2 separate regions of the Homo sapiens genome follow, and region 1 is linked to region 2. Evidence: read pairs that join two places in POLR2A ChIA-PET (ENCODE). Cell type or tissue: GM12878. All regions are shown on one strand. Links, peaks and the distances in the headings refer to the core of each region. The heading gives the core; the rest is flanking DNA. Region 1 overlaps CTNND2 (catenin delta 2). Region 2 overlaps LINC02212 (long intergenic non-protein coding RNA 2212).

Region 1 (12,213 bases), core at 1,505-9,504, 540 kb after region 2:
AGAAAATAAAGAGAAGAGTTGAAAGGAGGTCAAGGTGAAGGCAGAGATAGTGGCAGAGGTGGGTATGGGGGAGAAGAGAATACGAGAGGCCACGTTTATGCAAAATTGTTTGTTTCCCATCACTGAATGTTCCCTATTGGGTAGTTTTACACACATCTACAGAGAAAAACAGTCATTCCTCATGGCAGTGCATCCACTCTGCTGCTAGATTGACCTGGGATCAAATCACTGGCCAAGTTATTTCATGCCTCTGAAGCCTCAGTTTTTTCAATCTCTAAAGGAAGACAATAATGGTACCTGCCATACAAGGTTGCTGTAAAGCATAAATGAGTGAATGTATGGAAATGAACAAGGACACAGGACTCCATAGGTATTAGCTATTATTATGTTCTTGCTTGATGTTTATAGAAGTCAAGAAAAATGTATGGGAATTCTAACATAACCCTCAAAAATACCTTAATGAAAGCTATGTTGCGGCCTGTATTTTTTAAAAACAGTCAAAGCAAAAATGTGTGGGGAACATGATCACATATGTGAGTACTGAGCTTTGATTCATTTAAAGCAAGGAGAAACACTGAAAGCAGGAGAGAGGTACTTGACAATCTATAACTATGTGTCCTCTGAACTATAGTAACCTGATGCTGTTTGTCTCTCTGATGGGATTTTATTGTGTAGTTCTACCAGGTAACACTTACTAATTTGGTGTGTTTTTGTGTGAAAAATATAATACAATCCAATTCTGCTTCCTTAATTCACTTTAACATTATTAATCTTACTATTCCCAATGACAAAGGTACTTATAATGACATATTTATGGAGTACTTTTAGTTTACAAAGCACTTTAGGCATTACCAATAGCCCTGCAAGACAATTAATTTATCCCACCTGCAGCTTCCATTTCTGCTCCTTTAATTGACTTCTGGAAGTAAGTAAATGAGTGCCTGTAGCAAAGCTGGCTGTTCTCACATTTTTCAGATGGAATTGGCAAGTGCCTAAAGTTAGATCCCTTTCTTGTCTCCCATCCCCCAATTAGGCACATTTAGCTAGCTCCTAAAGGCTGTTTGAAATATTTCACCTCCATGTACATATCTATAAATAATAGTCTTCTTCTGCTATTTAATTCTCTGGTGTATGGTGCCTGGCAGCAGGAAGGGAACCTTGTGGGAGTAGGCGATGATATCTTAATTCCAGGCAGTGATACATAAAACACAGGCCCTTGTAATTTTGGTATCTGCTCTTATCCTATGTTTAGGTGGCTTATTTTAGCTTAGAGAGAAAATGCTGATACTTAAATTACTGAAATAGAAAAGTGTGTTCATTCACTTGATGATAGCTGAGGAAGTGTCTGACAAAAATGGTTTGCCTGCAAACCCCCAAATGTAGCATATTTATTTTCTAATGACAGCACCTAAAATAGTTTATCTATTTATCATTAAATCAGCCTTAACTCTGGTTAAGAGTTTACTTTCGTAGGGCTCAGCATGCTGGAGATTCTACCAGTTCATTAACCCCCACAAACCATTAGAAGACAAATTTGAGCTCCACAGACATGAAATGATCAATGTGTTCCTTTTTCCTTTTTCTTATAAGGAAAGTGATGAAGGAAGGGCAAAATAACTGAAAAAATACTCCAGTCATTGTATATACGGGGACATTTACACCCTTGACTGTGTATGGAGGACTGGTTTCATGACCTTGGACACTGTCAAGGTTAAAACCAAAAATGAAGAGAGGGTTAAGAATTTGGCTGTAGCATTTTTTAGTTTTGTTGGTATTATCATTTTGAAAATTATGTCAGATAAATATGAAGATGTAGTCTCATCCTCCATGGCTTTCCAATCCTTGAGTCCTGATTAAGATGCGGGTCTCCCTGTAATGTTAGTTTATTTATAGATAATAAGTAGATGGCAGGGTACCCAACCCCTGCAGAGCAGCCTCTTCCACTCACCCCAATGTGCCATTCAAGTACTATCATTTTCCATGTGCCCCATGGTATGGAAAAGACCAGGAGTCACTGTTATATTTAACTTACCCCAACTTTACTGTCGAGGAAACTCATTGGATTTATCTTATTTCTAGTATTTCCAATATAGGTTACTGACATTTTACTAGGCAATTGGAGATTTTTCATTAAGTCTATTTATCAGTCTACTATTTATCAGTCTATCTGGAGGAATATATTTTAGTCCAAATTTTTGACCATCCAAGTAAAGAAACAAATCAGGTAATATTATTCCACGGAGAAGAAAACCTCGGGGCAGTTTGTTAATTATTTTAAAAGTTTACAATTCTTTTTTAGCCTTTGATTATGTGTTGAAAAATGCTGTCTTTTTACAGTGAAATTTAAATCCTATCTTCACAAGAAATTTGGGTAGCAAAAAAAGATTTTTAGCTCTTTCTAGTGTTTAGAAACTTTGAAGCTGATTAGGGAAATAATAAAATGTGGGACATAGAATAATTACAGATGCAAGTGACCTTGTGTTGTATGTTTATAACAGTAGTTCAGGGAAGAGACAAGTTAGATAGGACTGGAGTTATTATGGAAGGCTTGATTCAGGAGGTGTACATTTAGGATTTTTTCTTGTATGTCAAGGGGGCAACAAGAACAACTTGATATTTTACAAAAAGAATTCTGGTGCATTAAGAAGGAAGGTTTCAGAATAGTAAAACTGAGGGTGGAAGAAACATAGTCTTTTTCTTGACAATAATGTTCTCTTCTTCTAGACTTCTAGTGAAATTATAAGCACTACAACTCAAGGTAGTGTGCTTCTATAACTGTTCCATATCCTGTATTTTCTTTTTAACCTAAGTTTCTAAACACTTGAAAGAGCTAAAAAGCTATTCTTGCTGCCCAGTAGGAGGAATCTTGATTCCTCTCCTTCTACTGTTTCAGGCAGACTTTTGGGTCTTTGAGGTCTGAGATTTCTTCAGAGGGTAAAAGAAGTTAATTCCCTTTTTTTGTATCACATTGGCAACAGGAAACTGCAAAGTGGGTGGTTCAAACTTTTTTTATAGTTTCACACCATCAAGGTGGTCAAATTGTTTCCTTTTCTTTTTAGAGAGAGAAATGGATGGAGGTAGGGTTCTTTTAGGACTGGGGAAGAAAGAGGCTGGATCACCAGGTGGAGGTTGTGGGCAGTTCTTCACAGTCCCAGGGACAGAAAGGGCACCTAGAGCCCAGCTGTGGTCCTGTGGTGCACTGAGATTCTCTGTGGATGCAGAGCATAAGCTTCCTCCTGTGTTTGAGCCTGGCATGGGGCAGAAGAAGTGCCTGTCTTGGAATGACCTGCTTAGGCCCTCAAAAGGAGCAGGCACCAGTAACCACTGCAAATAGATGACTGCTCCAGCTGACTACTCCACCTTCTTCTTCTTTTTTTTTTTTTTTTTTTTTAAGACAGTCTCACTCTGTTGTCCAGGCTGGAGTGCAGTGGTATGATCTCATCTCAATGCAACCTCCATCTCCTGGGTTCAAGCGATTCTTCTGCCTCAGCCTCCCGAGTAGCTGGGACTACAGGCACATGCCACCACACCTGGCTACCTTTTGAATTTTAGTATAGATGGGGTTTCACCATGTTAGCCAGGCTGGTCTCAAACTCCTGACCTCAAGTGATCTGCCTGCCTCTGCCTCCCAAAGTGCTGGGATTACAGGTGTAAGCCACCATGCACAGCTGACTCTACCTTCTAGATTTAATTTGATTAAAAGATATGACACAGACTGAAAATAATAGAGTGATTCATTCATTTGGCAGGAAACTATAATATTTCAGGAACAAACAAGAACCTGTGACTACAAAAAGGTGGTCATGGGAGGATCAAGGACATGAGAGCAGCCATTATGGAAATTCTTAAGAAGCAACTGACAGGGCTTGGAGCCCAGGGAAATGTTGAGGTAATGCAGGGAAACAGGATTCAGAGATTTCACGCGGGAATAACACAGAGGGTAGTAAAAACCAAGTGAATTTTAAAGCTTAATATTAATGGATAAATTGAATGTTATTTTTCCACACAAAGAAAAACATGCAAAATTAGTTATATTACTTATATGAGAGAATCACGTACCAAAATCCCGTCAGAGAGACAAGCAGGTCATCAGGTTCAAAGAATACCTGGATTTATGAAAGCAAAGTGGATACCTTGCCTTGCTTCTATTTTGAATAAATGTGCTACCAACGATCCACTATCATGGACTCACATCTGAAAAAGGGAAATCATGGTGCTCGCTTCGGCAGCACATATACTAAAATTGGAATGATACAGAGAAAGATTAGCATGGCCCCTGTGCAAAGATAATACATAAATTTGTGAGGCGTTCCATCTTTTGTTTTTTTAAAAAGAAAAGCTTGTTCTTTGTCAGATCAAAACAATACAAAACAAGACTGTACCACCACCACTACCACAAACAAAGTCACTCTTTCTTGCTACAGTTCCCAATAGAAATGAATCCTTGGGCCATTTCTTTTAAGTTACTTAGTCTCTAGTAACAATGACTATATGTCTGATTTTTGCAATACTGGTAAGAGACTACCATTGGTGATAACATAATTGTGCAGAAAAAGGACTGTATTTTCATCAATGATGGACTAACTGAAACCTTGTAACTTTGCTACCCTTTCCACTGTGTGTATGTGTGTGTGTGTGTGTTTCCTTCAAATACCTGTATTTTGTATTTGGTGAACCAGTTTTCTAAATCCAGATTTTCTTGAAAAACTGCAAGTAAAGATTATTTTCTCTTTACAGTGCTTCATTCTCGAACTCTTCTGTTAAGCATTGTTGGGCACACCAAGGTACCCCAAGGGACTCACTCAGGAGACCTAACAAACCATGTTGCCCAAGAAAGGCACTCCTTGCAGACCGCTTGTGCAGAAAGGAGCTGGTGGGGATTTCATGATGAGGTAACAGCCTTGCTCTCGTTGACTGCTTCGGTTTCCATGTTGTGTTTGTGACTTTCTGTTTCTATTTCTGAACTAAGCCTGTATTTGTTACTGATGTGCATACTACCATTTGGTTTTCGCATTGGTGGCAGGAATGTTGAGTGGTGGTCTTATGGTCTAAAGACCTGCATTCTCTAAGGCAGCAGACAACAGGGAAGTCACTTGAGTTCCTTCCTACACTTACTATAGATCTCTTCTGATCACTGATGGAGTCCTATGTGTAGATGGTCTTTGTTGTGCACCATTATAAACTTAAATGTCTCAAACTGATTAGAGAAAATATATTTTTCCAGAAGGTCAGCTGGACTGGAGAGCAACCCCGGATGAGAAACATCACAACTCCTTTGTCTTCGAGGTTTAAGTAGTTCTATGGCCCTCCTGTTTCTGCAGCTGCTAAAACTGATCTGTGGGTTTTTGCTGAGGTGCTCTGAGTTTATTTTTTCTAAAAAACTTCTTTATTGCAGTAAAATACTTATAAAATTTACCATTTTATCCATTTTAAGTATATAGTTCATTGATATTATGTAGACTCATATCATTCTACAATCATATATCTCCAAAACTCTTTTCATCTTGCAAAATTGAAACTTTAAAAGCATTTAAACAACTCCCCAACCCTTCCCTTCAGTCCCTGGAAACCCCCATTCTACTTTCTGTCTCTTTGAATTTGACAACCAGGTACCTCATATAAATGGCATCATAAAGGATTTGTCTTTTTGTGATTGGATTATTTCACTTAGCATAATGTTCTTAAGGTTCATCCATGTTGTAGCATATGTCAGAATGTACACTCTTTTTTTCTTTTTTTCCAAGCAGGGTCTCATTCTGTCATCCAGGGTGTAGTGCACTGGTGCAATTTCAGCTGACTGCAACCTCTGCCTCCTGGGTTCAAGCAATTCTCATTCCTCAGCCTCCTGAGTAGCTGAGATTACAGGTATGTGACACCCCACCCAGCTAATTTTTTGTATGTTTAGTAGATACAGGGTGTCACTATGTTGGCCAGGCTGGTTTGAACTCCTGGCCTCAAGTGATCTGCCCACCTTGGCCTTCCAAAGTGCTGGCAGTACAGGCGTGAGCCACTGCACCCAGACAGAACTTTCTTTTCAAGACTGAATAATATTCCATTGCATGTATATATCATATTTTGCTATTCTTCTGTTGACGAAAAATTGGGTTGATACTTCATTTTCACTCTTGAGAATAATGGTGTGAACACGGATGTACAAATATCCTTTTACTTTCAATCTATTTCTGTCTTTGAATCTAAAGTAAGTTTTTTGTAGGCAACATATAATTGCATCATATTTTTTTAATGCACTCTGTCAATCTCTGTCTTTGATTGGAGAGTTTATCCATGTATATTTAAAGTAATTACTCATAAAAAGGGTCTTATTTCTAGCGTTTTTCTGTTTTCTATATGCCTTGTAGCTTTTTTGTTTGTCCCTAATTTCCTGCACCACTATCTCCTTTGTGTTGATTGTTTTCTGTAGTGAAATGTTTTAATTTCCTTATTTTCTTTCGTCTATATAGTTTAATGATTTTCTTTGTGGTTACCACAGGGATTACATTTAACATTATACCATTATAATTTGAATTTATACCAGGTTAACTTCAATAACATACAAACACTTTGTTCATTTACAGTTCCATCTCACACTTTTCAGTTATTGATGTCACACAATTACATCTTTAAACATTGTGTGTCCAAAAACATAAATAATTGGTTTTTAAAAACGAATTATGTAGAAAATTTCTCTTTAATTATGTAGAAAAAAATGTGGAGTTAGGAAACAAAGTCACAATAATGCTAGCCTTTAAACTAGTAATTGCTTTTTCTTAAATGTACTGAATTATGTAGAAAACAAAAGTAGCATTATAAACCATTGTTAAAACAATATGAGCTTTATAATTGCCCATGTATTTATCTCTACTAAGATCTTTATTTCTTCTTATACCTTTGAATTACTGTTTAGTGTTCTTGCATTTCAACATGCAGGACTCCCTTTAGGATTTCTTACAGAGCAGGTCTAGTGGTAGTGAACTCTCTTAGTTTCTGTTTATCAGGGAATGTCTTAAGTTTTCCCTCACTTCTGCTGGACATAGGATTCTTGGCTGACAGTTTTTTTTTTCTTTCGGCACCATGACTATATCAACCTACTACCTCTGGTCTTCAAAATTTTGATTAAAAAATCAGCTGATAACCTTATTTTGGATTTCTTGTGTGTGATGAGTCACTTCTCTCTGCTTTCAAGATTCTTTATCTATGTCTTTCAACAATTTGATTGTAATGTGTTTCAGTCTAGGTATCTTTGAGCTTATCCTATTTGAATCTCATTGAGTCTTGAATGTTTATATTTATGCCTTTTGTTAAATTTGGTAAGTTTTCAGCCATTATTTCCTCTAATAATCTCTCTATCCCTTTCCCACTTTTTTTCTCCTGAGTCTTTTGTAGTGTGTATTTGATCTTCTTGATGATGTCCACAGAACCCTTAAGCTCTGCTCCTTTTCTTCGATCTTTTTTCTTTCTGTTCTCCAAAGTCAGTAATTTAAATTTTCCTGTCTTTCAACTTTGCTGATTCTTTCTTCTGCCTGCTCAAATCTGCCTTTTCATTTCTTTAGTGAATTTTTCATTTCAATTATTGTACTTTTCAGCTCTAAATTTTTTGGTTTGTTTTTAGGTTTTCTATGCCTTTATTTATGTTTCCATTTTGTTCACACATCATGTTCTTGACTCTCTTCATATCTTCCTTTAATTCTTTGAACATCTTTAAAACAGTTGTTTTAAAGTCTTTGTCTAGTAGATCTACCTTTGTGCCATTTTTCAGCTATGGTTTCTGTTTTTTTTTTTTTTTTTTTTTAGTTTGTTTGTTGTTTTTCCTTGAACTGGTCATACTTCCCTGTTTCATTGTATGCCTTGTGGTTTTTTATTGTTGTTGAAACTGAAAATTTGAATGTAATAATGGGTTATCTGGAAATCAGATTCTTCCTCTTTTCCAGGGTTTGTAATTTTTTGTTTTTGTTTTGTTTTTGACTGTTTTAGGCTGTCTCTGTGTTGAGAATTAGCCTTAAGATCTTCACAGATGTTTTCTGAGCATGAGAGTTTCCCTGGGCATGCATACTGGCTCTCTTATTTCTCTTGTATATGCAGTTGCTTTTGAATATGCTAGTCTTTAATGACTGGCTCCCAAAAAGGGAAAAGAAAAACATAAAGTGGATGAGGAGGGTGACGGTGTCAGCTCTTTAAATCCTCTGAAAATAACTTCAGCCAAAGATAGAGGGGCTTGCAATCATGGTATGGGTATGTGCAACAATGGCTGCTTGCCTCTGTGTTTGTGTCACTGTAGTGAGAAGCAGCAATCAGCAGAAAGAACAGATCCACGATATTTAGAGGACGGGGTCTTTTGTGTCAACCCTGGTTTCTGCCAGCTGCAAGTAAGCTGCTCTAGGAACATGTGCACAGCTGCCTGCTACAGGGCTGAGGGGTGGGGGATGGGTAGCTACTGTGAGCTAAGCTGAGATTGACCAAATATACTGTACTTTACTGTCCAAGCCTTCTGAAATTTTTAAGTCTTCAATAGACTCCAGAGTTTCAAAATAGTTATATCAGTGTGATGGTTAATATTAGGTGTCAGCTTAATTGGATTGAAGGATGCCTCGGTGGGCTGGTAAAGTAGTGTTTCTGGTGTGTCTGTGAGGGTGTTGCCAGGGGAGATTAACATTTGAGTCAGTGGATTGGGAGAGACAGACCCACCCTCAAGGTGGGTGGGCACCATCCAGTCGGCTGCCAGCATGGCTAGAACAAAAGCAGGTGGAAAAAGGTGTGATAAGATGGCTTGCTGAACCTTCTGGCTTTCACCTTTCTCCCATGCTGGATGCTTCTTGCCCTTGAACGTCAGACTCCAGTTCTTTGGCATCTGGACTCTTGGACTTACACCACTGGTTTGACAGGGGCTTTTGGGCCTTCGGCCACAGACTGAAGGCTGCACTGTTGTCCTTCCCTACTTTTGAGACTTTTGGTGTCAGACTGAGCCACTGATGGCTTCTTTCTTCATCATCTTGCAGATGGCCTATCATGGGGCTTCACCTTGTGATCATGTAAGCCAATTCTCCTTAATAAACTTCCTTTCATATATACATATATCCTATTAGTTCTGTCCCTCTGGAGAATCCTGACTAATAGACAGATTCTGCCAATGTGATTGTGTCCAGGTGGTGAGACAAATTCCTGGTGCTTCCTACTTCTCCATCAGCCTAGAATCCTCTCCCGTCTCTGAATTTACTTTTCATCAATAATTGATGATATAAAAGTGAGGAGCTGATTTCCATGTGATTGGATGTCTGTAAGTTAGTGTGAAAAGGATTAAAGGGTTTTTTTCCTTTTGTATATAAAAGGTTGTTTGATGTTTACAATGCTGGAATGTTTTGTCTCTCATTTCTCTTTTGGGAAGTATTTGGAGCTTAATTTATAGAAATCTGTCATTTGCACACTATAAATATATCTAATTTAAACACAGTCTATCATCAAAGGGGAAAAATATATGCAAAAAATATATATTTTAAAACTGGTTAGTGTGGCTTACAGACCAAATTGGTGAAGCATTCAAAATGGTATTGCTTAGTTACTGAAAATGTCTGAATGCTTGTTAATGTGGGAAAAGTCTCTTCTGGATTGTCCGGAGATCTCTGACCTCTGGAAACATCTGGAAGGTTCTGAGTGCTTATTTTTTTTTCCCCTAAAACAAAATACATGGAATACTACTTAGCAATCAAAAGGAACACTATGTGCTACAACGTGAAAAGATTTGAATGGTATTATGCTAAGTGAAAAAAGCCAGTCTCAAAAGGTTCTATATTGTAAGATACCACTTATATAACATTCTTGAAATAACAAAATTATAGAGATGGAGAACAAATTAATGATTGCTAGGAGTTTAGGATACTTAGGAAGACTGTGACTATGACAAGATGGTACAACAAATATCATTGGGTTGAGGGAATAATTCTGTATTTTGATAGCCTTGATGGTTACACAAATCCACACATGTGATGACACTGTACACATATACTGCAATGTTAATTTCCTGATTTATTGTGTTATAGTTACATAAGATATAGCCATTGCTGGAAACTGGCTGAGGGATGCATAGGACCCCTCCTTACTATCTTTGCAATTTCCTGTGAATCCATAATTTTTTTAAAGTTAAAAATTAGAAAAGTCACACAGAAATATAGAAATATGCCAATAAACATGTGCTGACAAAAAGGTGTTAATAAATCTTAAAATGTATCCCCTGGTTCAATCCACAATGGACTTGACAAGGATTACAAAAAAATAGCACATATGAGATAAGAAGACATCCAGTCAGAAGTTCCTGAATCCTCCAGCTTACCCAAGAGTTTGCTGGGGATTCTTCTGTTGTATGTGTATAAACATTTTCTGTGTCTAGAAATTGGTATAACTTTTCTATTCTCTGGATGAGACTGATAAATGGAGCTCCCAATTTGATTGGCTTATGTAAACAAGTAAGTCCTTGTATATGTAATTACAACAAGAAAACTAAAAAATTGCCAATGAAAATACTCTCAGAATGCTTTAAGTTGCTGGTCCTTTAAGAAAAAAAATAAAAATCTGGCCAGGCTTGGTGGCTCATGCCTATAATCCCAGCACTTTGGGAGGCCAAGGTGGGCGAATCATGAGGTCAGGAGTTCGAGACCAGCTTGGCCAACATGGTGAAACCCTGTCTCTACTAAAAATAAAAAAAATTAGCTGGGTGCAGTGGCGGGAGCCTGTAATCCCAGTTACTCGGGAGGTTGAGGCAGGAGAATCGCTTGAACCTGGGAGGCAGAGGTTGCAGTGAGCTGAGATCATGCCACTGTACTCCAGCCCAGGCAACAGAGTACGACTGTCTCAACAACAACAGCAACAACAACAACAACATCTTTCACAAAAGCTTATTTCAAGGAAAAACACAAAGAAATTTCACAATGAATTAAATTAACAGCCTTGGTAGCTAGGTTAAAAAATTTAAAGCAAAGAAATAAAAGTTGATACCAGGTTAGCAAAGACAAGGTAAAAAATAGTACTAAGACACTTCAGGACCTTTAAGGATATTTGAAGAGGTTTCAATATTTAGTATCTAAGGTAAAAAGAGTTGATGCAGTATTTTCAGGTAAAGGAAATCCTTGCAAAATCAGACTGATTTGATAATATTAGGGGAAAAACAGAGATGTCTTTCCCCTGGTTTTATCATTTCATAAATCTTTTGTTAGCATGATCTGTTTTATAAAAGATTAGGTTTGTTTCCTCAATTTTTAATAATACGAATTTTTAAGATTTCCAATTCTAGGTTTATTAAACAGATAAGCTAATATTATTATTTAAACATTTAAAAAGGTTAACGAGTGTTCAGCTAGATTGAATTGTAATAACTGCTGTTTCATGAAGGAGTCGCTCTTCTTCACCTTAGGGAATTCCACAACAATCTGTTACTGAGTTACTCCACCAAATTCCTCTGAGTAAAATTCTTAGTGTCCTCTTTTTGAAAAAACACTGTCCACTAAACACATAGGCACACACATATATGCGCTTCAAATATCTGCAAATGTACAAATGTCCTGGACTTGTTCATGTTGCTAATTCATGAAATACAAAAACAATATATCAGACTGTTGGAGGAAGGACATTGTGAGGAGTCACAGGCAGCTTTCTGGAATCTCAGCTGATCTCAAGTGCACACAGGCAACTGTCTCCTAGCCTTCTCTATGTCTGTGAGGAAACAACTCAGTTACATGGTTTCAAAGTTATAACTCATGAAAAGTAGATGCTGCATGTGTTAGTTTTCTTCTTTTTTTTTTAATGTGATCTTTGTCATTTTTTATTGTGTTTATTGGGATCTTGTTTTTTTTGTTAAGCTAACTACTAGTGGTCTGTTGATCTTTTTTTTGCCTCTTTTTTAAATTTATTATTATTATACTTTAAGTTTTAGGGTACATGTGCACAGTGTGCAGGTTAGTTACATATGTATACATGTGCCATGCTGGTGCGCTGCACCCACTAACTCGTCATCTAGCATTAGGTATATCTCCCAATGCTATCCCTCCCCCCTCCCCCCACCCCACAGCAGTCCCCAGAGTGTGATGTTCCCCTTCCTGTGTCCATGTGTTCTCATTGTTCAATTCCCACCTATGAGTGAGAATATGCGGTGTTTGGTTTTCTAATGCTGCTGTAACAAATCACCACAGGTTCAGTGCTTTAAAACTAGATACATTTATTATTTCACAG
Region 2 (12,213 bases), core at 2,792-10,791:
GGGATAATGTTGTTGTCCAGGTGCAGACACTCAAGTATTGGGAGGAAACAAAAGGACTGGAAATTGAGCCCAGGCGTTTGAGACCAGCTTGGGCAACATTAGTGAGACCCCCCCCAACCCACCGCTCTCTACAAAAATTAAAAAATTAGCTGAGCGTGGTGCTGCATGCCTGTAGTCCCAGCTACTTGGGAGGCCGAGGTGAGCAGACCGCTTGAGCCCAGGAGTTTAAGACCAGCCTGGGCAACATGGCGAAACCTTGTCTCTACAAAAAATACAAAACATTAGCCAGGCATGGTAGTGCATGCCTGTAGTCCTAGTGACTCAGGAGGCTGAGGTGGGATGATCGCCTGAGCCTAGGAGAACAAGGCTGCAGTGAGCCGTGATTGCACCACTGCACTCCAGCCTGGACGACAGAGTGAGACCCTGTCTCAAAAACGAACAACCACCAAAGAACTGGAAGAGTCCTGCAGGCACTTGGGATTGCTCAGCAAGCACCCGGGAGAGCTTCACAGGGGTCTGGAATAGTCCAGCAGGTGCATGAAAGAACCCCGGCTATATCTGTACCTTGGAAGAGTCAAGTGCAGGAGCTAAATTTCCATGGGAAGAGGTGAGGGACATGGAGTTAGATTGGAAAGGTCTCTGAATGGCAATAAGGAGAATGATATCCTGTGACCCAACATGGCTGCTATCCGAAGATTTCCAAAGTGGAAATGTGTTAGGACTTTTTCCGTTGCAAAAGATAGAAATCAAATTCAAACAACTAGACTGAAAAGGGAATGTGTTAGGACTCTGGGGAGCTCTAAGAACCGTAGTGACTGCAGGGACATCAGGAAGAATAACGTGGCTTGCGAATGGAGCCGAGACACCCTGTGGCTCCCCCTTTGATCTAGGTTTCTCTGTGCCTGGTGTCATTCCTCCCCTGCAGGTGGGCATTCTCCATGTGGCAGGCAACCTCTGTGTGGCAGAAAAATTCTACAGGGCAGGGTACCGGGAGGCAGGTACTTCCATAGGGCAGGCTGCCATGAGCCAGCACCTCCAGATAGCAGTACTTCTCTGACATCATTGCAGGTTAGAGATCCCTGAAAAACAATTTCTCAGCCTTGATTTTAAAAACCCCAAGGAAGGAGGGATTCTGATTGGTCTAGTTTCAGTCACGTGTCAACAGCAGACCAATCAACTGTGGCCAGGGGCACAGATGCTTTACAGAGGCAGGCCTGTGTCGTGTGACCACCACATGACCTGCGTCATGTGATGGGTGGAGGAGAGGGTGGGCATGCTGTGATTGGCAGCCTCCTTCCCGTGGGTGGAGACCTTTTATAAAGGGAAGGGAAGAGCGCCATGTGGATAAACAGATGTTCACCGCAGGAAGGGCCCGAATCAGATGGGTTTTAGAGATTACTGGGAAGGCAGCCCCAGGGATGGTGGGTCTGAAGCTCCGTGATCAGCCGCAGAAATATTTCTCAACTTTGCTCAACACAAGCGCACTTACCCCACCCCTAGATAAGAAAAACAAGCCAAGCCTTTTTAGAATGTTATCTGAAATTCAAAATAGATTAAGTCTCAGGAAGATAAATAAACCAAATGAGCACTGCTTGGCTTCTAAACCACACGCCCATCCCCTGGGGAGGCAGGCAGCCCACACTCCTGCCAGAAGAGAAAAGACCAGCTCTTGAATGGAATGAACAGTTGCATTGGTGGGAGGGGAACAGGCACTGGAGTTGATTCTCCACGTGCTTCTCGCTGTCATGGGCCCAGGACTGCCGGGCATCTGGTAAACATGCAGATTCTGATGCAGAAGGGCCAAGGCTGGGCCTGAGGGTCTGCTTTTCCAACAAGCTTCCAGGTCGCGGGGTGGGGGGGGGGGGTTGCTGCTGGCCCTGGCACCCCACTTTGAAGGAGTGAAGACTTACGGCCTAGCACCTGCAGATTTGAATGAGATATTGGCGAAGAGCTGCGAGCTAGCCCTCAAGGAAGCCACCCAGGTGGCCAGCGCTGGTGGTTCCATCTCAGATGGAGCTGGGCATGACTGGGCCAGGCAGATGTGTGGGCCTTGGCCAAGCCTGGGCCGGCCCCTGCTCTGGGCTGCTCACACCCATCCCTGGCCACACGGAAAACTTGTGTCAGAGCCAGCAGGGAAAGGAGTGAACTTGCTCTCACTTCACACTTGGATCAGAGCCCGAGGACCTCAGTGGCGGCCCCCTTGGGGTACCTGTGGGGGCTGAAAGAGACAGAGCAGGCTTCCTCCAGGCCCCCCGGGCAGCTTTACCCGGCAACAAGAATGGGTGTCCTAAGCCAACCCCTCTCTGTAGGTAGAATAATGGCCTCCAAACATAACAGGTTTTAATCTCTGGAAACTGTAATTGTTACTTTACGCGGCAAACACTTTGCAGGTGTGATTAAATTAAGGCACTTGAGATGAGGGGATTATTCTGGTGAAGAGGGACGCAGGGGGACATTTGACACAGAAGAGGGGAAGCGATATCACCATGGAGGCAGAGGTTACAGGGGTGCTGCCCTGAGTCGTGGAAGCTGGAAGAGGAAGGAACAGATTCTTCCCAGAGCCTCCGATGGGAGGGCGGCCGTCCAGCACCTTGATGTCACTGCCTCTGGCTTCTAGGACTGTGTGGAATAGACTTCTGCTGTGTTCAGCCTCCCTGTGTGTGGCAGTTTGTTCCCGCAGCCACGGGAAGTGCATGCACCACCCCCCCGCCGGGTGCTGGGGAGACGTGGAGGTCTTGGGGGGCGTCCCAGGGGGCTCTGCTTCTCTGCTGTCTCTTCAGAGGAGGGCTTCTCTTCGGGCTGTTGGGAAGGGGCTTTGGGGTGTCTGCATCTGTTGAAATGGGGGCTCCGCGTGGGGCAGCAGAGCCCCAAGGTCGGGAGGGTGTTCAAGGCTGAGCGCAGCAGCTGCACAGGAAAGAACGCAGGAGGTTGAGCCTGCGCCTCCCGGAGGGAGGGCCAAGGAGGAGCAGGGAGGTCTGTGCCCAAGGATCCGCCAAGCCGCAGCAGGCTGTCCCCACTCACTCCTCTCTAACCACCCTCATGCCCTGGCCTAGGACCTGACCTCCTCCATGGCTGTGGCCCAGCCCACTGCTGCCCCAGTGATTCCCGCATAGTCAGCTGCGGGCAGGACTAGGGGCCTCCCTCCCCTCCAGGGTCTTCCCTGGGACACCAGCCTGCTCCTTGCAGAGTGAATGAAAGGCCTTGTTAACTCAGGCCTTCTGCATCCTACCGCCAGGAGCGTGCTCAGTGCGCACTGGGGAGAGACGAGGGGAAGGGAAAAAAGCACAATAGGCCGGGCGAGGTAGCTCATGCCGGTAATCCCAGCATTTTGGGAGGCTGAGGCGGGCGGATCCCTTGAGGTTGGGAGTTCGAGACCAGCCTGGCCAACATGGTGAAACCCCGTCTCTACTAAAAATACAAAAATTAGCTGGGCGTGGTGGTGGGCACCTGTAATCCCAGCTACTCAGGAGGCTGAGGCAGGAGAATCGCTTGAACCAGGGAGGCGGAGGTTGCAGTGAGCTGAGATGGTGCCACTGCACTCCAGCCTGGGCAACAAGAGCAAGACTCTATCTCAAACAAACAAACAAACAAAAAAACCAAAGAAACAAACAAAAAACCCAAAAAAAACACAACAAAAAAGCACAGTAATTATATTTTAAAATCTTCTGGGATACAACAGATTAGATTTCCAAGAAAGGGTTTGTTTGAATGACTCATTGTGCAGATAAAAATAGTTCTTCAGGGTGGGGTGTGGTGGCTCAAGCCTGTAATCTCAGCACTTTGGAAGGGCTACGTGGGTGGATCACCAGAGGTCAGGAGTTCAAGACCAGCCTGGCCAACATGGTGAAACCCCGTCTCTACTAAAAACACAAAAATTAGCTGGGTGTGGTGGCGGGCACTTGTAGTCCCAGCTACTTGGGAGGCTGAGGCAGGATAATCACTTGAACCCGGGAAGCAGAGGTTACAGTTAGCCCAGATCACACCATTGCACTCCAGCCTGGGCAGCAGAGTGAGACTCTGTCTCAAAAAACAAAACAAAACAAAACAAAACAAAAACCCTCAGGTGGAGTGAATGAGCCTAATTAATATTCCAGAAACAATTTTGACAAAGGTGGCATTACAGATTGAACTTTGTGTCTCCCCAGAAAAATACGTTGAGGTCCCAACCCCCAGTATCTCAGGCAGTGGCCTTATTTGGAAACAGGTGTTGCAGATGTAAATAGTTAAGATGAGGTCCTACCAGACGACAGTGGGCCCCTAATCCATGATGACTGCTGTCCTTACAGGAAGACAGCCAGGTGACGATAGAGACACAGGAAGAATGCCGCATAACAGCAACAGAAACGGAGATTAGGGGGATGCAGCTGGAAGCCCAGGGATGATGAGGATTGCCAGCAACCCACAGAGGCGAGGATGAGGCAAGGAGGAATTTGCCCTACAGGTTTCAGAGGGGACAAGCCCTATGCACACCTTGATCTTGAACTTCTGGTCTCCAGAACTGTGAGACAGTAAGTTTCCATTGTTTAAGCCCCGATCTGTCATACTTTGTTAGTGCAGCCCAAGCAAACTGATAGGGGCGATGTCTGCCCCTTCTTTGCTCTGCCCTCTGCCACCTGCCATGGCAGCCCCCCATGGCCCCTTCTCAGGTGGTGACCCCCTTCTCCTTGGTGGCACCCTCAATAATCCCCTATCCTGTGTCTGAAAATGGGCAATCACCTTTATTAAAGAAATGAGGCTTTTCTCACTCCCCGGCCATCTTAGCGGCTGCTCTTGGTTGGGGTCCGTCCTGCAGCTAAGGCGGGAATTTGGTGGCTGCAAAGAAGAAGAAAAAGCTCCTGGAGTCGATCAACTGTAGGTTCCAACTCATTATGAAAAGTGGAAAGTATGAGCTGGGGTACAAGCAGACTCTGAAGATGATTAGACAAGGCAAAGCAAAATTGATCATTCTCACTAACAACCACCCAGCTATGGAATGTTGGCCAAAACTGGTGTCCATCACTACGGTGGCAATAATATTGAACTGGGCACAGCATGCGGAAAATATTACAGAGTGGGCACACCGGCTATCATTGATCTAGGTGATTCTGACATCATTAGAAGCATGCCAGAACAGATTGGTGAAAAGCAAACCATGCAAAATTTTCCTTTAATAAAATTTGCCTGAGCTTGTTAAGAAAAAGAAAGAGAGAGAGACAGAGAGAGAGAGAAAGAAAGAAGAAAGAAAGAAAGAAAAGAAGGAAAGAAAGAAAGAAAGACGAGGGAGGGAGGGGAAGGAAGGAAGGAGGTGGGAGTTGGATGCAAGGAATGCGACCCTCAGGGACCCGCTTCGAACAGCCCATCAGACCCACTTTTGCCCTTCAAAGGAGGTTGAGAAGCTCCACTCTGTTGTCCATGCAGCTATTCCTGCTCAAGCTGCAGCTGGGACTTTTATAAGAAACTGCCTTTTAGAGCCGGGTGACATCCCACATGAAGAAACCAGGGCCGGTGCAGTGGCCCATGCCTGTAATCCCAGCACTTTGGGAGGCCGAGGTGGGAGGATCACTTGAATCTAGGAGTTTGAGACCAGCCTGGGCGGCATAGTGAGACCTCGTCTCTACAAAAAATAAATAATAAAAAAATTAGCTGGGCATGGTGGCACATGCCTATAGTCCCAGTTACTTGGGAAACTGAGGTGGGAGGATGGCTTGAGCCTGGGACGTGGAGGCTGCAGTGAGCCATGATCATGCCACTGCACTCCAGGGGGGTGACAGAGCGAGACCACTGTCTCAAAATAAATAAACAAGGAGTGCCACTTATTGTCACATTTGGATTTGTTTCTAACATCGTGCTGAGTTTGGTCACCCACCTCAATCACCTGATGTGACTTGAAACCACTTCTGGCTATTTCCAAAAATCAGCTCCGCACTGGGAGGGGTTAGGGCTGCCCTTTAAGGAAACATTAAAAGCTCAGTATCTTCCTTTGGTGGCTCCTTCAGGGGCGCTAGCTTCTGACTCATCAGCATCATTTTAGCTCTCTGAGGGTTCAGAAATAGAGGAAACAGCACTTCCTTTTGGTGAACGCCTTTGTATTATTTTATTTTTTCACCATGATACTGAAACTAGCTCATCCTGGGAGAGTCAAAGGAAGCTCATATGTTTTCCCTGAGCTGGGCTAAATTCCTGATTCTTCTAATAGGAAAGATCCAAAACTTCCCACGGAGTTTCCCCTCGTCTGCACTGAGTCACATACCTGTGGGCTTCGAGCTAACAGACCTTTTTTAATCAAAGAGAAGATGAAAAAGGCACCTTGCTTCTGTCCCATTTTTAGATCTTTTTTAGCCCCATTTCTTCTCTTTCCTTCCTCCATTTTTGGGTTTGTTTGGTTTCACGCCTGAATTAAATGTTAACAGGAGGAGCAAGTTTTATACATTGCCTGAAGTCATCATTGTCAGAGAAACAAATGCAATCTTTAGTGAGGCTAGCAATGGTGGGAAGAAGACGCGTGGGTTACAGCAAGCACAGTTACTAAAGCTTTTTGCATTGAGTAGCTGTGGGGTCCAGGGCTCCATCTCTCTGGCCCTCACTTGCTCATGAGCAAATAGAGGCTTCAGGTTGTAGCAGGTTGTCTCAAACTAGGGACGTATATTCAACAAACCTGCACCTTATTCAAATGTAGATTCTGATCCTTAGGTTCTGGGTGGGGCCTGAGATCCTGCACCTCTAACAAGCTCCCAGATGACAAGCATCCAAGATCACACTTTTCCTAGCTCTGGATCACACTTTTCCTAGCTCCTAGCAGAATCTCAGGCTCATCCCAGCCTCTTGAGCCAGAATTCAAATTTTCACAAGAGCCCCGATTCGTTCAGATGTGCATTAAAGTGTGAGAAGCCCACACTGGATCACTGAGGGAGGTCGCAGTTGCACCTGGGGAACCAGGAACCGTGGAGGCATGAGCCCATCCTGGAGACCCTGATTTAGTTGGTGGGGAGTGGCCTGGACATCGATTGCTGCCTATTCACAGTGGTTCTTGATTTTGCTGCCATTAACATCACCTGGGGAGCTCTGAAAGGCGTCCCCGTGATGTTAATAGGCAGCAAGATCGGGAACTACTAGGCTGCGGGTTCCTCAGGTTCTAATCTATGATGTCATTGGCTTTATCAGGGCAATTTTTCCTGGCCACATTAGGCAGGAGAGGTGCCTGTGCATCTCAGAAGTGTCTATGGAACTCTGCTTCTGAACTTCCCAGCACGCTCAAAACAGGACCTGGTTTACAGCAAAGGGCCAGCTCCTGGCAACATCATGAAACAAACGTACACTATCCTCTACCCAGGGTTCCCTTCAGCCTATAGGTGCCCGACGGCCCCTGCTCTGTGCTCCATCCTGACATCAGGAAACCCACGAATGGGAGAAAATCTCATGTCACCTGTTTACAGGTGAGTGAACATTTAAGTCAATGGGTTGCTCTCTCCTGGGGAGCTCTAATTGTAGAATTTAAGAGGGCAGAGTGAAGCCAGTGGGAGTCCTGCCAGGTTTGAGTCACAGCTTGGCCACTTATGAGTCCCTCTCATTACCCCACCAGAGCCCGGCGTCCTGATGCATAACACCCACCACCCGGCTTAGGGAGGGCTGACAGAGTGAATTACTGACAGAGGATGGCCCTTGGCCATTTCTGCTTCCTTCACTTTCCCATCACTGCCTTAGAATCTGGAGAGACTCATGCTGGCTTCACCTGGACAGGCATCCTGACACGCAAGCGAGGATTGCTCCCACCAATTTTCTGCGAGAGAAACAGGGGTTCGGTTGATTCCTGGCAACACGTTCGTGTGGGGATGCACGTGGGGGTGCAGAGCTGGACTTGGGAGATGCTTCAGCTGATAGCACACTTTTCCTTTGGGGAGTTTTCTTCCTGCTGTTATAACACCTGTCTCCAAACAAAGCCTTCATTGGTCAACAGTGAATGATTCATTTATTCTGTGCATAGACCTATGGCGTGAGATGCATTTGGAAACCTTGAGAACAGCGGTTCCCAACCTTGGTGCTTGGAGTAATGTCCGAGGACATTTTTGGTTGTCACAACTGGGGCAGGGAACTGTTGCTGGCGTCTAGTGGGTGGGGTCCAGGGGTACTGCTAAACGTCCTGCAGGGCAGAGGCTAGTGCCACCGCAGAGAATGATCCAGTGCAAATGTCGCTGGTGCTGAGAATCCTACTTCAGACCCAGGGCAAGACTGATTGCATGTGTTCATTTATATCTGCTCTTGTAGTCATTCAGTCAAGAAATGAGCACCTTGAATGACTATTAAATCAAGACAGGTTGGGTGTGGTGGCTCACACCTGCAATCCCAGCACTTTGGGAGGCCGAGGCAGGTGGATCACTTGAGGTTAGGAGTTTGAGACCACCCTGGCCAACATGGCGAAACCCTGTCTCTACTAAAAATACAAAAATTAGCAGGGCATGGTGGTGCATGCTTGTGATCCCAGCTAATTGGAAGGCTGGCGCACGATAATCACTTGAACCTGGGAGGAAGAGGTTGCAATGAGCAGAGATTGCACCGCTGTACTCCAGGGTGACAGAGCAAGACTGTCTAAAAAAAATCAAGACAGATCTCTGAGACTCCACAGGTCAATGGAAGATGAACAGAGGGGCGGTGGGGCTGCCCCCCACCCATGTGGGAGGCATGGGCAATGCCTAGGTTGACCAGCTGCCCATGCTCTGAGGCAGTAGTCTCAGGGCAGGGTGTGCACCCTCCCAGGCAGGGCAGCACTCACTTATGGTACAGAAGGAATCTTAGAGCTTCCCTTACTCAGGAATGAAATGAGCTCTAGCCCCTGCCATCACCTTTTGCTCAACACTCACCCACTCCAGGCTTCAAAAGGAGGCTGCCCACATGGACAGCTCAGAGGGACTCCAGGGCACGTGGTTGATGGAGAAGCCAGATGCAGAGTGGTTCACTTGGGGGTGCAGTTCAGGAAGCCACGGGGTGGGTGTGAGGGTGTAGTGGAGCGTATCAGTGCAAGGATACCCTGAGACTGGGGGTGACATTGACTCCACAGGCACGGGAAGGAGCTTGGAAACAGACTGAACTCAGAACATGCATGTCACGAGGGGAGGGGCTGGAGGCTTGGGGTTGGGAGAGGCTGCCTCCACTGCTGAGGGCACAACTTCCTGGTTCAGCCCCGGCAGGCCTGCAGATCCCCCTGCATCCTTTCCCTGAAGATGGGCCATCTGTGCCTAGACAGGTTGGCATGTGTATTAGATTCTTAGGGCTGCCACAGCAAAGAACCACAGACTGGGGGGCTTAAATAACACAAGTGTATTTTCTCACAGTCTAGGAGGCTGGAATTGCAAGGAGCTCAGGGTGTCAGCAGGGCTGGTTTCTCCTGAGGCCCCTCTCCTTGGCTTGCAGGTGGCCGCCTTCCCATGGTGTCCTCACATGGCCTCTCCTCTGATGTGCCTTCCTCTTCTTAGAAGGATACCAGTCCTATTGGATTAGGGTCTGCCCTAAATAACTCATTAGGACATAATTACCTCTTTAAAGATCTTAACTCCAAATATAGTTTTATTCCGGGGTTCTGGGGGTTAGAGCTTCAACATGTTGATTTTGGGGGACACACTTCATCCCATAACAGTGTGGGCTGCCATTCTCCACTGGCCCTCTATCCTGGAGACACACCTCCTAGAGAGTTTCCTACAACATGCAGGACATCTAGTTAAATTTGATTAAATTGTATTTCAAATGCTGCATGGGATACACTTACCCAAAAAATTATCATTGATCTGAAATTTACATTTAACCCAGCATTCTATATTTCTAGCTGCTGAGTCTGGCACCTCTACCCACTGGGAAACCTCCTACTCATGGCTCCTTACCTGGGCTGCCTTGGTCTGGGACGGACACAGAAAGGTGGAGGGTGGAATTGGTGTCTGGAGGAGCAGCTGGTATCTGGGAATCCATCAAGGGCCCTGGCCTCATGGCTCTTTCAGGACAACCTATAGAAGCCACTGAGATGCTGGGGTGGCCTGTGGTTTGATAGAAACCGCAGCATCTATTTAGGTGAATCCTGGAGGTACTTCCTGTTTCTCTTCCAGTTTTCACATCTCTGTAGAATGGGAAATGTCACACAATAACGAACCACTAACAAATGATCCAATTTCCAGTTGCAGAAAACACATGACGTCATGCACATCATGGTGTTGAAAATATGGGTGCCCAATCCCTTACCCACAATTCTGAAATCCAAAACACTCTGGGAACATTTTTTATGTGTAAATTTGAAGACAAAACCCATTTGGGGATAAAATTGATTTGAATGGACTTGGGACTATTTATAGACTTTCTTTATCCATTGGTGAGAATAGTGATACTGTGTTTTCTGGGGGGCACTGTCCAGACATGTGGGGGGTTGTAGGAGATTGGTCAGGGTGGTGGGAAAAATTGTAGAAAGAATGCAAACCTTCCTGGAAGGCCAGGAGGTTTTACAAAAGCTTTGGAAAAGGATTTGGGCTGAAGGCAGCCAGATTCTCTTATCTGGTACCTGAAAGCTTAGGTTAGATAACAAGGGGATGTAAAGAAACTGATCTAGATAAGTTAGTTTACTTAGGCCTCGGAACCTGGCCTTTAATCGCCTGTGTGCAGGACTGCTCTCTCTGGGGGAGTGACCATGTAAATTACCCACAAGTGTGTTGACTCAAGGCCTTTGTCATTAAATCTGTACTAAATAAATGCCCGCAGTGCCAGCTTGTCAGGGCCGTGGCTGCTGACTCTTTACAGCACCCTCCTCAGTGTCTGTGAGCGGCCTGGTCCCCTAGCCCACTCTTTCACTGGATACCTGTGTCTGAGTGCATGTGTTCATCTGTTGTTCGGCCAGGATCTGCAGGCCAGACCCAGCAGTGGGTAGTAAGTGATATTCAGGATATGTCCTGTATTACCAGCCTACAGCTCCCCAAACTCGAATGCCAAAAACCCACAGCTTTCTGGATAAATGATTGTGCAGCTACAACAGCAGACAGGCACCGAGCTCTTAAACTGTGGGAGGCACAATGCTAAATGCTTTAGGTTTCTTATCTCTTTAATCCTCATAATCTGCAAAATGGATACTTTTATTTGCATTTTTGGTAAGCTGTTTTTGTGTTGAAGTATGACATGCCCACAGAAAAGCCCACGAATCAGGTGCCCAGCTGGAAGAATTATTAGAAAGTGAGTCCACACCCATGACACCACCCAGCGCCATCTCTCAGCAGCGCCCCAGAGGCTCCCACCACAGCCTGCCGCCATCATTACCTCCCAGATTCTCACTTTCATCACCAAAGATTCATTCTGCCTAGAAAAAAAAAATGCTGTCATTTATTGAGCAGTTATTATGTGCCAGGAACTTATATTATTTCTCACATTGACTCTATCAGGGTGAGTATTCTATTTTTTTTTTTTTTTTGAGATGGAGTTTTGTTTTTGTCACCCAGGCTGGAGTACACTGGCGTGATCTCGGCTCACTGCAACTTCCGCCTCCCGGGTTCAAGCGATTCTCCTGCCTCAGCCTCCCGAGTAGCTGGGACTACAGGCACATGACACCACACCTGATGAATTTTTTTTTTTTTTTGAGACAGAGTCTCACTCTTCACTCTGTCACCCAGGCTGCAGTGCAGTGGTGCGATCTTGGCTCACTGCAACCTCTGCCTCCTGGGTTCAAGTGATTTTCCTGCCTCAGCCTCCCAAGTAGCTGGGACTACAGGCTCGTGCCATCATGCCCAGCTAATGTTTTGTATTTTTTTTTTTTTTTTTAGTAGAGACAGGGTTTCACCACATTGGCTAGGCTGGTCTCAAACTCCTGACCTCAGGTGGTCCACCCGCCTCAGTCTCCCAAAGTGCTGAGATTACAGGTGTGAGCCACCATGCCCGGCCAGGGTGAGTATTCTTATTATTTCATTTTACAAGCAAAAAGAAGCCAGAGCTGAGAGCTGTTATGTCATGTTCTATTCTATATCATATTATGCATCTTATCATGTTATGTATCATAACCTCAGCTCAGGGAATTTTCGCAGACAGAACACACTCTGCTAACTAGCACCCAGATCAAGGAACAGAATATTAGAAGCAGCAGAGAAACTGCCCCCTCAATCCCACAGCCCCCCAAGTCGCTATCCCCTCCCAAAGGTAAGCACTATTCTGACTCCTGACACCTTTTGCCTGTTTTTGAACTGCCTGTCAATGGAACGAAATGGTCTATTCTTTTTGGTG

What was found. ChIA-PET counts read pairs that join two places held together with the same protein. Peaks named below come from ENCODE experiments on the same cell type or tissue, not always from the same donor. Only the 100,000 strongest peaks of a DNase experiment are listed, where the experiment ranks them.
Region 1: POLR2A ChIA-PET joins it to region 2 with 6 read pairs; 1 of 35 experiments calls an interaction of 5 or more read pairs at or near these places.

The regions. Positions count from the first base shown.
Region 1 is chr5:11,022,987-11,035,199 of GRCh38, forward strand. All of the region lies in intron 16 of CTNND2 (catenin delta 2), which reads right to left. It also overlaps the pseudogene RNU6-429P. Among named protein-coding and RNA genes, the nearest start is that of CTD-2154B17.1, 240 kb to the left of the region's middle. RefSeq lists an enhancer at 1-435. In GM12878, for the core only: no CTCF peak of the experiment used is centred there; a DNase peak (open chromatin) is centred at 4,815; H3K4me3 peaks cover 214 bases.
Region 2 is chr5:10,484,015-10,496,227 of GRCh38, forward strand. It overlaps LINC02212 (long intergenic non-protein coding RNA 2212), which reads right to left. Exons shown (of 3, transcript NR_104606.1): 2 at 11,260-11,299; 3 at 9,513-10,078. It also overlaps the pseudogene RPL30P7. Among named protein-coding and RNA genes, the nearest start is that of MIR6131, 12 kb to the left of the region's middle. RefSeq lists enhancers at 1,003-1,297, 1,063-1,357, 6,066-6,115. In GM12878, for the core only: no CTCF peak of the experiment used is centred there; DNase peaks (open chromatin) are centred at 5,987 and 10,020; H3K4me3 peaks cover 475 bases.